Linked DNA regions of Homo sapiens: region 2 is linked to region 1. Evidence: chromatin loops called from intact Hi-C (ENCODE). Cell type or tissue: gastrocnemius medialis. All regions are shown on one strand. Each heading gives the region's core, and the rest is flanking DNA. Links, peaks and the distances in the headings are about the cores only. Region 1 has its middle 170 kb from the start of RDUR. Region 2 has its middle 230 kb from the start of ZPLD1.

Region 1 (5,381 bases), core at 221-5,220:
GTTTTCAGGGAGTCAAAAGTCATATGTGAATTTTCAACTGTGGGGGTGGGGTGGGGAGTGGGGTAGGATTGGTGCCCCAACCCCTGCATTATTCAAAGGTCAACTCTGTGTTGTATATACACACTATATATATATAATATATATATTCAATATATTCACTATACACACACACACACATCTTTTGCTATACTGGCTCTTTTGGAGGTAAAAAGAGAAAACCGATATAGTAGTATTCTAGCAAATGAATGCAGAAGTTGGGGTTGTGTGAGGGAAGAAATGAACATGTATAGAGTGTATGCTGTGTGTTTGGCATTTTACATATAAAGCATGACGTCTGTTTAGGAACCTTTCCTATTAACCCCCTCTTGTTACGGGAAGGGCCTAAAGTTAGGTGGTTGCAATTGAAGAAGGAAAAAATGGAAGCAGTAATACAAGCTCAGGTAACCTCTACATCTTTCCTTTTCTCTTTATGCCACATGTTAAGTGTTAAACCCTATATCAGATGCAAAATTTTGAAGAATCCCTAGTGATTTTGGATTTTACATAAAAACCATTATTTTCTGGCAAAAAAGTGCTACTTGAATAAATAATTCAGGTAAAAGCAGATTTATACTTTTGGAATAAATTGTGGACTTTTAGAATTAATTTTAGCTGAATATGCTACTTATGAGATTATTGTCTACTGAACCAGAGGAGCCATACTGACATTTATCTATGGTGATCTTAAGCATTTTTATGAATTTATGTTTTGGGGAAGACATCATTGGAGTAAATTATGCACCTCTGCTCTTTAGCTGTCATCTATAGCTGATTGCTTCTCTTCTGGTTTGTATGACCTGTTCCAAAGGCAGTTCATGTTGGAGATGGAAGAACAGAGTAAAACCCACAATTGGCCTCCCTTTAACTAGTCAAACTAGTTAACCCAGTTACCTTTACAGTGTGGGTGACAATGTTTTATGATATTTGAAGGATCTAAGGAAACAATAAATATGATAATGGGTGACATTTTAATGGAAACCTATTGTTTACACACACTTTCACCATACATTATTTAATTTTTATAAAGAATAAAAGAATTATCTTGAAAGTAGAATCTGACTTCAGTTGTGTTATGCAATGCTGGAATTAGCAGAAAAGAAGGCTTAGAGTTGTCCAGTTACAAACTTCAGATACAAAGGGTTTCTGACATAGTAGAAATTCTCCATCTCAACTTAGGAAAGGAAAAAACAAACACATGGACAAACAAATAGGGACAAAAACTGAAAAATGAGGAAGAAATTCCTTATGCTGAAGACTGAATGTCAGGAGGAAGTTTCAGCATTTCTTCCCCCATTTGAATTTACTCTTTGGAATGATTCTTAAATATTTAAGCCTGATAGCTAGAAACTGAAAAATCGACACTCCCAAGTCATGTGTAGATTTTTAAGTAGTGACTCTTCTCCTTTCAAGGTTGATGATGATGATGATGAAGTTAATGTTTACTGAGACTTACCATGGATCACATACTGTGCTGACAGGTTTACAGGAAATATGCCATAATCTTTCCAATAACCTGATTAAACAAACCCTACTATCTCCATTTTCAAACAAGGGAAAATGAAGCGTAGAGAGGTTAATCGACAGCTAGTGAGTGGGTGAACTGACTGGATATCAGATTAACTGACTCCAAAGTCTGCATATTTAATGATTATACTTTACTACAGGGCAGACATTAAGGATATTGTAGCAGAGTTGTCTGAACAAAAATGTCGCTATTTTGCAATACATTCTAATCAGGTGAGCTGCTCGGTCAAATTTCCGACAGATCACTATTCATGTTAGTGGCCTTTGTGAAGCAGCCTGCAACACCTCGTGTCATGCAAGCCATTCGGCTGAGTTCACTTCTCCACTAGACCGCTGAGAAAGCTCACGGTGCCTCCACGAGGCAGTCAACATGGCTCGAAGTGAGGAGGCTGAGCCCACTCAGCAGCAGCCCTGTCATCTCAATGTTTGGCTTTGTTGCTATTACTGGTCATGTCTATTTTATGGATGAAAAACCTGAGGTTCACAGAGATTTTATCAAATGTTTTTATTAAGTTGTTATTTTTGTTAGAGACCAGATGACAACATTTTGGATTTGAAGAAATTTTTGTTAAACATAAACAGCATGAAAAATAAAGGTCTCAAGACCTCCCTTGACCTTCCAGCTACTCTGGAAACTCAATAAACACTAGAACATTAATCAATCTAGATAATTTCTTTAAGAGTAAGAAGCTTTCTATATGTGGCTCTATTCTAGAAACACTGGGTTCTAATAGAGAAGAGATATTCCTCTGGAGAGTTTTTTTTTTTTCTCTTCTCAGAATGGTGGCTTCCTTTTTCTTGCCTTTTGAGAAAATGTGTGTTCTGTCAGCAGCTATGAGCACAGATCTGGGTGCCGATCAAGACTTTGACGTGAGGCCTGAGAAAACGCAGAACTGAGGTAAATAGTTCCAGGAAACACTATACAGCCTGTCACGATGTTCTGCGGTATTTCAAATGTTTTAGAAAAAGGTGAACTTGAGGTGAATATGAAAAAGATAAAGGTTCATTTTAGTCTGGGAAACAGAAAATTCTGGAAAGCAAAAACTGAATTTTTATTTTCAGTGTTATATAAGCATAGCTTTTTGCTTTCATTAAAAAGAGGAAACATTAGTGAACTTGAGTTTGGGGCACACGTCGAATAAAAGCTAAGTCTGTTATCATGAACCTCAAAGTTCTTCATCATTTGGCTTCACTGATTGCATTGACTACCACTCTCCCCCTCCCTCACAGCTCTCTTGTCAAACAGGCCTTCATTAATTTCCTTGTACACTTGCTTTAACCTAAGGAACTTTTGCATTTGCTGTTCCCTCTGCCTGAAGTGCCCTTCCTGCCCTTCACATAGTGGATTTATTCTCACCCTTCAGGTCACAGCTTAAATGTTGTCTCCTTGGAACACCATTGCTAGACCACCCTAGTCAGCCGCTGTGCCTCCCCTGCCCCTCCATCTTGTGTGCTCATCTGTGGCTCTCCTCTCCTTTGGGACACATGGGAAAAGTGTACTTTCTTGACACCCTTACAGGTGGGTAGGACTCTGGGACAAGTGTTGACCAACAGGACATAAAAGTGATGTGATGGTGCAGTCTCATTACCCTTGGTGTTGTCCAGGCATGAGAGCAACATGGACCAGATCCCCTGGCAATGTGTGGCGTATAAATGCATGAGTAAGAAAGCAAAACACAGAAAACACAACTTTGTTAAGACACGATATTTTTGGGATTGTTTGTTATTAAAACGTAACTGCTCCCATCCTATCTAAAACATTACCATATTTTATTTTCTTCAGAGCACTTTCTCCTTTTTGAAATCATTTCTCATTTATTTATTTATCATTAATCTATCCCCCGCCCCTACATTGTCAGGTACATTTGTAGATACACAATACACTAAATGATTAACTTTTCATGGGGTCTGTGGATCCTCATCAATCTCAAACAATCTTTAAAAAGCCTTTCAGAATAGCCCTTAGGCCGTCTGCTAACTACTTAGTCCTGAATCTGGTAAATAAAGAGATGTCCATTGATGGCCCTTGTTGAAATAGGCGAGGTGCCCATTACCTCAGTGCTCTCCCTGCCTCATCCATTTATCCTGATAGAGGAAAGCTGCCTAACTAATTCTGGAAAGTCTATAAACTGAGCAGGACCAGACAGAATGAATATTGTTTCCAGTTCCTAATGAGGGTCTCCTCCAAATACGTACTCTAGGAAGGAAGAAGGCATGTGTTTCCAGAGTCTACACAGGTTATGTTCTCTACCATATGTTCTCCCCCTGCCTTGACCTACTCATTCAGATAGACTGAATCAACTGACTCCTTCCAAATGGCACATACAAGGAAAGTTTGTGTTTTCTACCACGCTAAGAATTGAACTAATCAACACCTTTGTGATTTTCCTTTTTACTTGGAGTCCTTAGAGGCTTTGTTCCATGCCAGTCTCTCCTGGCTGCTATGGCCCCGGTGCTCTGGCTTCAAGGCTCAAGACTGGGTGGACTTTCTGGGCTCACTGGCTTCTGGCTCTGCTCTCCCACTGCCACTTCCCAAGCACCCCACTAGGCTCAGCTACCTGTACGGTTGGAGGTGATCTCTGAGCAAGTATGGGTATTGGTCATGCACTGCCTTCCAAAGATGGAAGAACCTCACATATGGGCGACACTACTCTACTCCTCTTTGCTCCCTAAAATTACCTTTGTCTCCTGCTAGGAACTGGGATAAACCATGTTATATATTACTTTCAAGTTTTCCTTTACTTACGCTGTTCCTTCTTACCTTTCATTGATCGGTTAATTCCTAATTATTTTCTAAGACTTGGCTCAGGCATTGTATTCTAAGCATGTGTCCTATTGGGTTAAAAACCCCTCCTCTGTGGCCCAAACAGCACCCCAGAAGTACTTCTGTTTAATTACCTATCATAAAGTACTAAATGATGTGTTTACTTCTCTCTTACTGGACAGTGAGTTCTCCAGTGGCAGGGATTTTATCTTATTTATCTTTTTACTTTCCATGCTTGATGCATATGAGAAAGTCTATGAAAGTCTGATGAGAGACTCCTATTCAATTCAACATTTCAACCTATTGATTCATTAAAAATTTACTGAGGGCCTGCTGTACACCTGAGGGCCTGCATAATCATTAGGACCAGCCTTAATTCAATTCAAATCTGTTCTAGGTCTTGGCTGAATCCGCATTTTTAAGCAAGCACTTCAGGTAATAGGCAAGAGAAACACGATGACCCGAACCATTGCAGCTCACCAGCCTTGCCTTGGATATGTTAACTCTGTAAAAACACCTTTAAGGAATGTCTCCATCTAGAAAATAAAGGGGTTGCATGGCATCAGACATTTCTAAATTGTGTTCCCTGAAGTGTTGCAGGGGTTGGTGAGAGGAATGAGGATGAGAAATTATTGAGTTGACCTTTGTCTGTTTCCCCCTTCCCCTGCTCCCGCTTCTACCAGAGCATCTCCTCTTTTATCTGTTTTATATATTGAAGGTTCTAGATAATATTTCATTTGAAGAGGGATTTGTTGCTTTTAAATAAGTTTTTAAAATTTTGATAAAAATTACGTATTTTCCAAAGGCCTTTCTGCTTCTAGTGTTCTAAGAATTTAAGGGCTTTTTGTGTTCAAAGTACTGTGTGGGGCACAGGGCACAATAGGGCATGTGAAGATGAAGACATTGCCTTTGACCTCCCTGGAACTGACAATTTAGCAGAAGAAACAGACTTGCGTTAATGATATCAGGAAATCTGAATAAAGGTAGTGGAAATAAGGGCGGGGAAGAGAGTACTAAGTGTGAGCTGCCTGTGGGAATCACCCATAAATGCAAG
Region 2 (5,381 bases), core at 205-5,204, 91 kb after region 1:
TCTGTCTCTCTCTTTCTTTCTAATAATATTTACTTTATATATCGGAGTGCTTCAGTGTTGGATGCATATATATTTACAGTTGAATCCTCTTGCTGAATTGACCCCTTTATCATTATGTAATGACCATCTTCATCTTTTTTTTACAGCTTTTGTCTTGAAATCTATTTTATGTGGTTTAAGTATAGCTACTCTTGCTCTTTTTTGTTTCCATTGGCTTGAAATTTTTTCTATCCCTTTATTTTCAGTCTGTGTGTGTCTTTATGGGTAAAATGTGTTTCTTGTAGGTAACAAATCATTGGATCTTGTTTTTTATTCCATTCAACCATTCTATGTCTTTTGACTGAAGAGCTTAGCCCATTGAAATTCAATGTCATTATTAATAAGTGCTTACATCTTCCATTTTGTTATTTGTTTTCTGGTCTTCTTTTCCTTCTTTCCTTTTTTTCCTCTGTTCCTTTTAGTGAAGATTTTCTCTGCTGGTATTATTTAATTTCTTGTTTTCTATTTTTTGAATATCCATTGTATATTTTGATTTGACATTACCATGAGGCTTGCAGACACTATCTTGTTACTCATTATTTTAAGCTGGTGACAACTTAACACTGTTTGCATAAACAAATTAATAAAGAAGCACAAAGAAAGTTAATAAAAACTCTACACCTTAACTTCACCCCTGTACTTTTTAACCTTTTGTTGTTTCCATTTGCATCTTATTGTAGCATTGTACTATGTCTTGAAAAGTTGTTTTAGTTACTATTTTTCCTTGGTTCATTGTTTAGTCCTTCTATTTAAGATGAAGGGTTTACTCACCAATTACAATTTTGTAATATTCTGTTTTTCTGTGTGCATACTATTACCAGTGAGATTTGTATCTCCAAATAATTTCTTATTGCTTATTAACACCTTTTTCCTTCTGATTGCATTTCTTGCAAGACAGGTCTGAGTGATGTAATCTCTCAGCTTTTTTTTGTGCGTAGGAAATTCTTTATTTCTCCTTCATCTTTGAAGGATATTTTTGCCAGATACACTATTTTAGGGTAAGAGTATCTTCCTTCAACATCTTAAATATATCATGCCACTCTCTCCTGGCCTGTAAGGTTTCCACTGAAAAGTCTGCTGCCAGATGTGCTGGAGCTCTATTGTATGTTATTTGTATCTTTTCTCTTGCTGCTTTTAGGATCCCTTCTTTATCCTTGATCTTTGGGAGTTTATTAAATGCCTTGAGGTAGTCTTCTTTGGGTTAAATCTGCTTGGTGCTTAATAACTTTCCTTTGATTGATATCTTTCTCTATGTTTGAGAAGCTCTCTGTTATTATCCCTTTGGATAAACTTTCTACCCTTATCTCTTTCTCTACCTCCTCTTAATAACTCTTAGATTTGTCCCTTTGAGGCTATTTTCTAGACCCTGTAGGCATGCTTTATTTTTTTTTAATTCTTTTTTCTTTTGTCTACTCTGTGTATTTTCAAATAGCCTGCCTTCAGGCTCACTAATTCTTTTTTCTGTTTGATCAATTCTGCCATTGAAACACTCTGATGCATTCTTCAGTATGTCAATTGCATTTTTCAACTCCAAAATTTCTGCTTGATTCTTTTTAATTATTTCAATCTCTTTGTTAAATTTATTTGATAGAATTCTAAATTTCTTCTCTGTATGATCTTGAATTTCCTCAGAACTTATTTTGAGTTCTTTGCCTGAAGGGTAACATATTTTTGTTTCTCCAGGGTTGGTGCCTGGTGACTTATTTAGCTCATTTGGTGAGGCCATGTTTTCCTGGATGGTCTTGTTGCTTGTGGATATTCATCTGTGACTAGGCATTGAAAAATTATGTATGTATTACAGTCTTTGCAGTCTGGACTTGTTTGTAATCATCCTCCTTGGGAAGGCTTTGCAGGTATTTGAAAGGACTTGGGTGTTGTGGTTTCAGCCATATATGCATTGGGGGCCTGTGCCCACTAACACTGTGATTTTTGCAGACTCATAGATGTGCTGCCTTGATAGTCTTGGATAAGATCTGGAAGAGATCTCTGGATTACCAGGCAGAGACTGTTTTTCTCTTTTACTTTCTCCCAAACGAACAGAGTCTCTCTCTCTCTCTGTTCTGAGCTGCTTTGAGTGGGTGGTGGTGAGGTGATACAAGCATCCCTGTGACCTCCACCACTGGGATTGCAGTGGATCAGACCTGAAGCCAGCACAGCACTGGGTCTCACCCAAGGCCCACTGTAACCACTACCTGGCTACTGCCTATGTTCGCTCAATGTCCTAGGGCTCTATAATCAGCAGGTGATGAAGCCATCCAGCCTTGTGTACTTTCCTTCAGGGCAGAGAGTTCCCCTATGCCCCTTGTCAGGTCCAGAGGTGCCATCTGGGAGCCAGGGACTGGAGTTAAAAACCATGGAAGTCTACTTGGTGTTCTAGTGTACTGTAGCAGAGCTGGTACTCAAACCACAAGATGCAGTCCTTCCCACTCCTCCTTCCTCTTTCTACAAACAGAGAATCCTCACCCCATGGCCACTGCCGCCACAGACCCATGAGGAGTATTGCCAGGCTACTGCTGATGTTCCCTTGAGGCCCAAAGGCTCTTTAGTCAGCTTGTGCTGAATGCTGCTTTCCCTGGGACTCACCCTTCAAGGGATTGGCCTTCTCTGTGGCCCAGAGCAGGTCCAGAAATGCCATCCAAGAGCCACAGCCTAGAATTGTGGACCCCAAGAGCCCATTTGGTGCTCTACCCCCTGTGGCCAAGCTGGCACTTAAGGTATGAGACAAAGTAACCTTTACTTTTCTGTCTGCTTTTCTCAAGCAGGAGTCTCTTCCTGTAACCACCACAACTGGGAATGTGCGGAGTCTCACCTAAAGCCAGCGAGTCTCAGAGTCTTACCCAAGGCCCATCAGGTACTATCTGGGTATTACTTCTGGTTATTCAGGGCCCAGGGGCTCTTCAGTTAGCAGGTGATGGATTGTGCTGGGACTTGGTCTTTTTGTTTAATGCTGCTGGTTCCTTTATGGCCCTGGGTATGTCTAGAAATGCCATCTGAGAACTAGGGTCTGGAAAGGAGGCCTCATGACTCTGACTGGTTCTTTATCCTGTTGTGACTGAGCTGGTATCCAAGGTGCAAGACAAAGTTCTCTTTACTCTCTCCCCTCTCCTGAAGTGAAAGGAAGGGGTGTTTTTTGGAGCCATGAACTGTGCAGCCTGGGGTTGGGGAAGGAGTCACACAAGCACTACTTTAGCCAGCCCAGCTGATGTCTCACTAGGTCATGTGCTCGCCAAATTCACTGGCTCTGAGCCCAGTTTAGCACTAGAACTTGCCTAGGAGTTGTAGTACTTGTGTCCTAGACTGCCTTTCAAGTTTATTTAGAGCCCCAGAGTACTTTAGCCCGAAGTAGTGAGGCTTGCCAGAAGTCAAGTTCTAATTGCTGGGATGGGTAATTCCCTTCTGGCTAGGGCTGGTTTAAATGTTCCTTCCATGAGTGGGCATCAGCTGAGTTCAGCCTGGTTTTGCTTTCTGCTGTGACAGGGCACGATTGAGTTCAATGCAAAGTCTCACGATTGTTGTGCTTAAACTCTTCCAAATGCACAGATTCTTTCTTCACACCATGCAGATGTTGCTAGCAGATGGGGGAGGGGTGGCATCTGTGACTCAGGAGTCTTTCCTACCCTCTTCAGTGTCTCTTTCAGGGATATGAAGTTAAAACTAGGTGCTGTGAGGGCTCACCTGATTTTTGGTTCTTATAAAGGTGATTTGTGTGTGTGTGTGTGTGTGTGTGTGTGTGTGTACATAGTTGTTAACTTGGTGTCCTTACAGGACATAGGATCATTGGAGCTTTCCACCCCTCTCCCACAAGTGCAATTTTGTTACATGCATATATCGCACTGTGGTGAAGTCTTGGCTTTTAGTGTATTTCAGACATGTTTAAGTTTGCTTCATTCCCAGAAGGAGGTGGATAGGCTTTCCTGGGCAATTAGGGATGTCGGGGTGGGTGGGGAGCATCTGCTTAACTCCCAGTTTCCAGGCAGCTTGCTTCAAAATGTTTCCAGACAAATGCATTTCAAAAAGCAATAAATTCTCAGAATAAATTCAGTTCTGAGCATTCCATGGCTGGTTTTTAGCCCACAATTTCTTTTCCATCTTGCCAAAACAATTTCTGAGGAAAAACTGCGCAATTCAGAGTGATGGCTCAGTGACAGGAGACATTTTTGCCCATGTGAAGGATCTTCAGATCCTGATTCTAAGCCAGAAGGGCATAGATTTTTTTTCTTAGATTGGCCAGGATGTTTTTGCGGATTTTTCTTTCATTCCCTGTAAACTTCATCCCCAAATTCTGATACCCTATTGCTGATTTCTTCAGTTTACCAGCAAAAGTTGTATTTGACATTGCCTGCTCTATGTTTATACCATATCTTTAGTCATCTGTTTGACTTTGTTGTCTTAATTCTTTAACCTTATATTTTATTACTTATTTCTTATTTTTTAGAGGTATTGCTCTGTTGCTCAGGCTGGAGTGCAGTGGCATGATCATAGCTCACTGCAGCCTGAACCTTTGGGCTCATGCAATCCTCCTGTCTCAGCCTACTGAGTAACTATAACTAAAGGCGTGCATCACCACACCTAGCTAATGTTTGAATTTTTTTGTAGAGATGGGATCTCACTGTATTTCCCAGGCTTGTCTCAAACTCCTGGCCTCAAGCAATTCTCCTGCCTCAACCTCCCAAAGTGCTGGGATTGCAGACATGAACCACTGTGTCCTGTCCTTAACTTTAAGTTGAAGAAGAAAAATATGCAAATAATTTTTAACTATAATCTTATTTATATTTTACTTTATTTAATAGCATCCCAGAAGAACAGACTGATCTGGTCTTATCATCCATGAGCTTTCTTCATTGTGGATCTCCTCATTCTTCACTCTGTTTCCCCCACTCTTTCTCTTCTCACCTGTCCTACCTCCTTGGCTCTTTCTTGTTTAGACATCCTTTCTCTATTTTTAATATTCTCTCTTGATTTAATCTGCTATGTCTCCTGAGCTTGTTAGGCTCATAGTGTCGGGGAACCTGCCCCGATATTCAGGTAGGTTCTTTCCTATTTTCCCTAAGTGTTGGCCGGCTTGAGAAATAAAGGGACAGAGTACAAAAGAGATTTATTTTAAAGCTGGGCATCAGGGGGAGACATCACATGTCGGTAGGTTCCACGATGCCCCACAAGCTGCAAAAACCAGCAAGTTTTTATTAGGGATTTTCAAAAGGAGAGGGAGTGGGTGAATAGGTGTGGTCACAGACATCAAGTACTTTACAAGGTAATAGAATATCACAAGGCAAGTGGAGGCAGGGCAAGATCACAGGAACACAGGACTGGGGTGAAATTAAAATTGCTAATGAAGTTTCGGG

What was found. Hi-C counts contacts between places; a loop is a spot of excess contacts. Peaks named below come from ENCODE experiments on the same cell type or tissue, not always from the same donor. Only the 100,000 strongest peaks of a DNase experiment are listed, where the experiment ranks them.
Region 2: it touches region 1 in a loop (2.3-fold over the local background); 3 of 110 quality-filtered maps call a loop at or near these places.

The regions. Positions count from the first base shown.
Region 1 is chr3:102,112,015-102,117,395 of GRCh38, forward strand. No RefSeq gene overlaps it. Among named protein-coding and RNA genes, the nearest start is that of RDUR, 170 kb to the left of the region's middle. In gastrocnemius medialis, for the core only: no CTCF peak of the experiment used is centred there; no DNase peak of the experiment used is centred there.
Region 2 is chr3:102,203,347-102,208,727 of GRCh38, forward strand. No RefSeq gene overlaps it. Among named protein-coding and RNA genes, the nearest start is that of ZPLD1, 230 kb to the right of the region's middle. In gastrocnemius medialis, for the core only: no CTCF peak of the experiment used is centred there; DNase peaks (open chromatin) are centred at 2,515, 3,255 and 3,613; H3K27ac peaks cover 820 bases.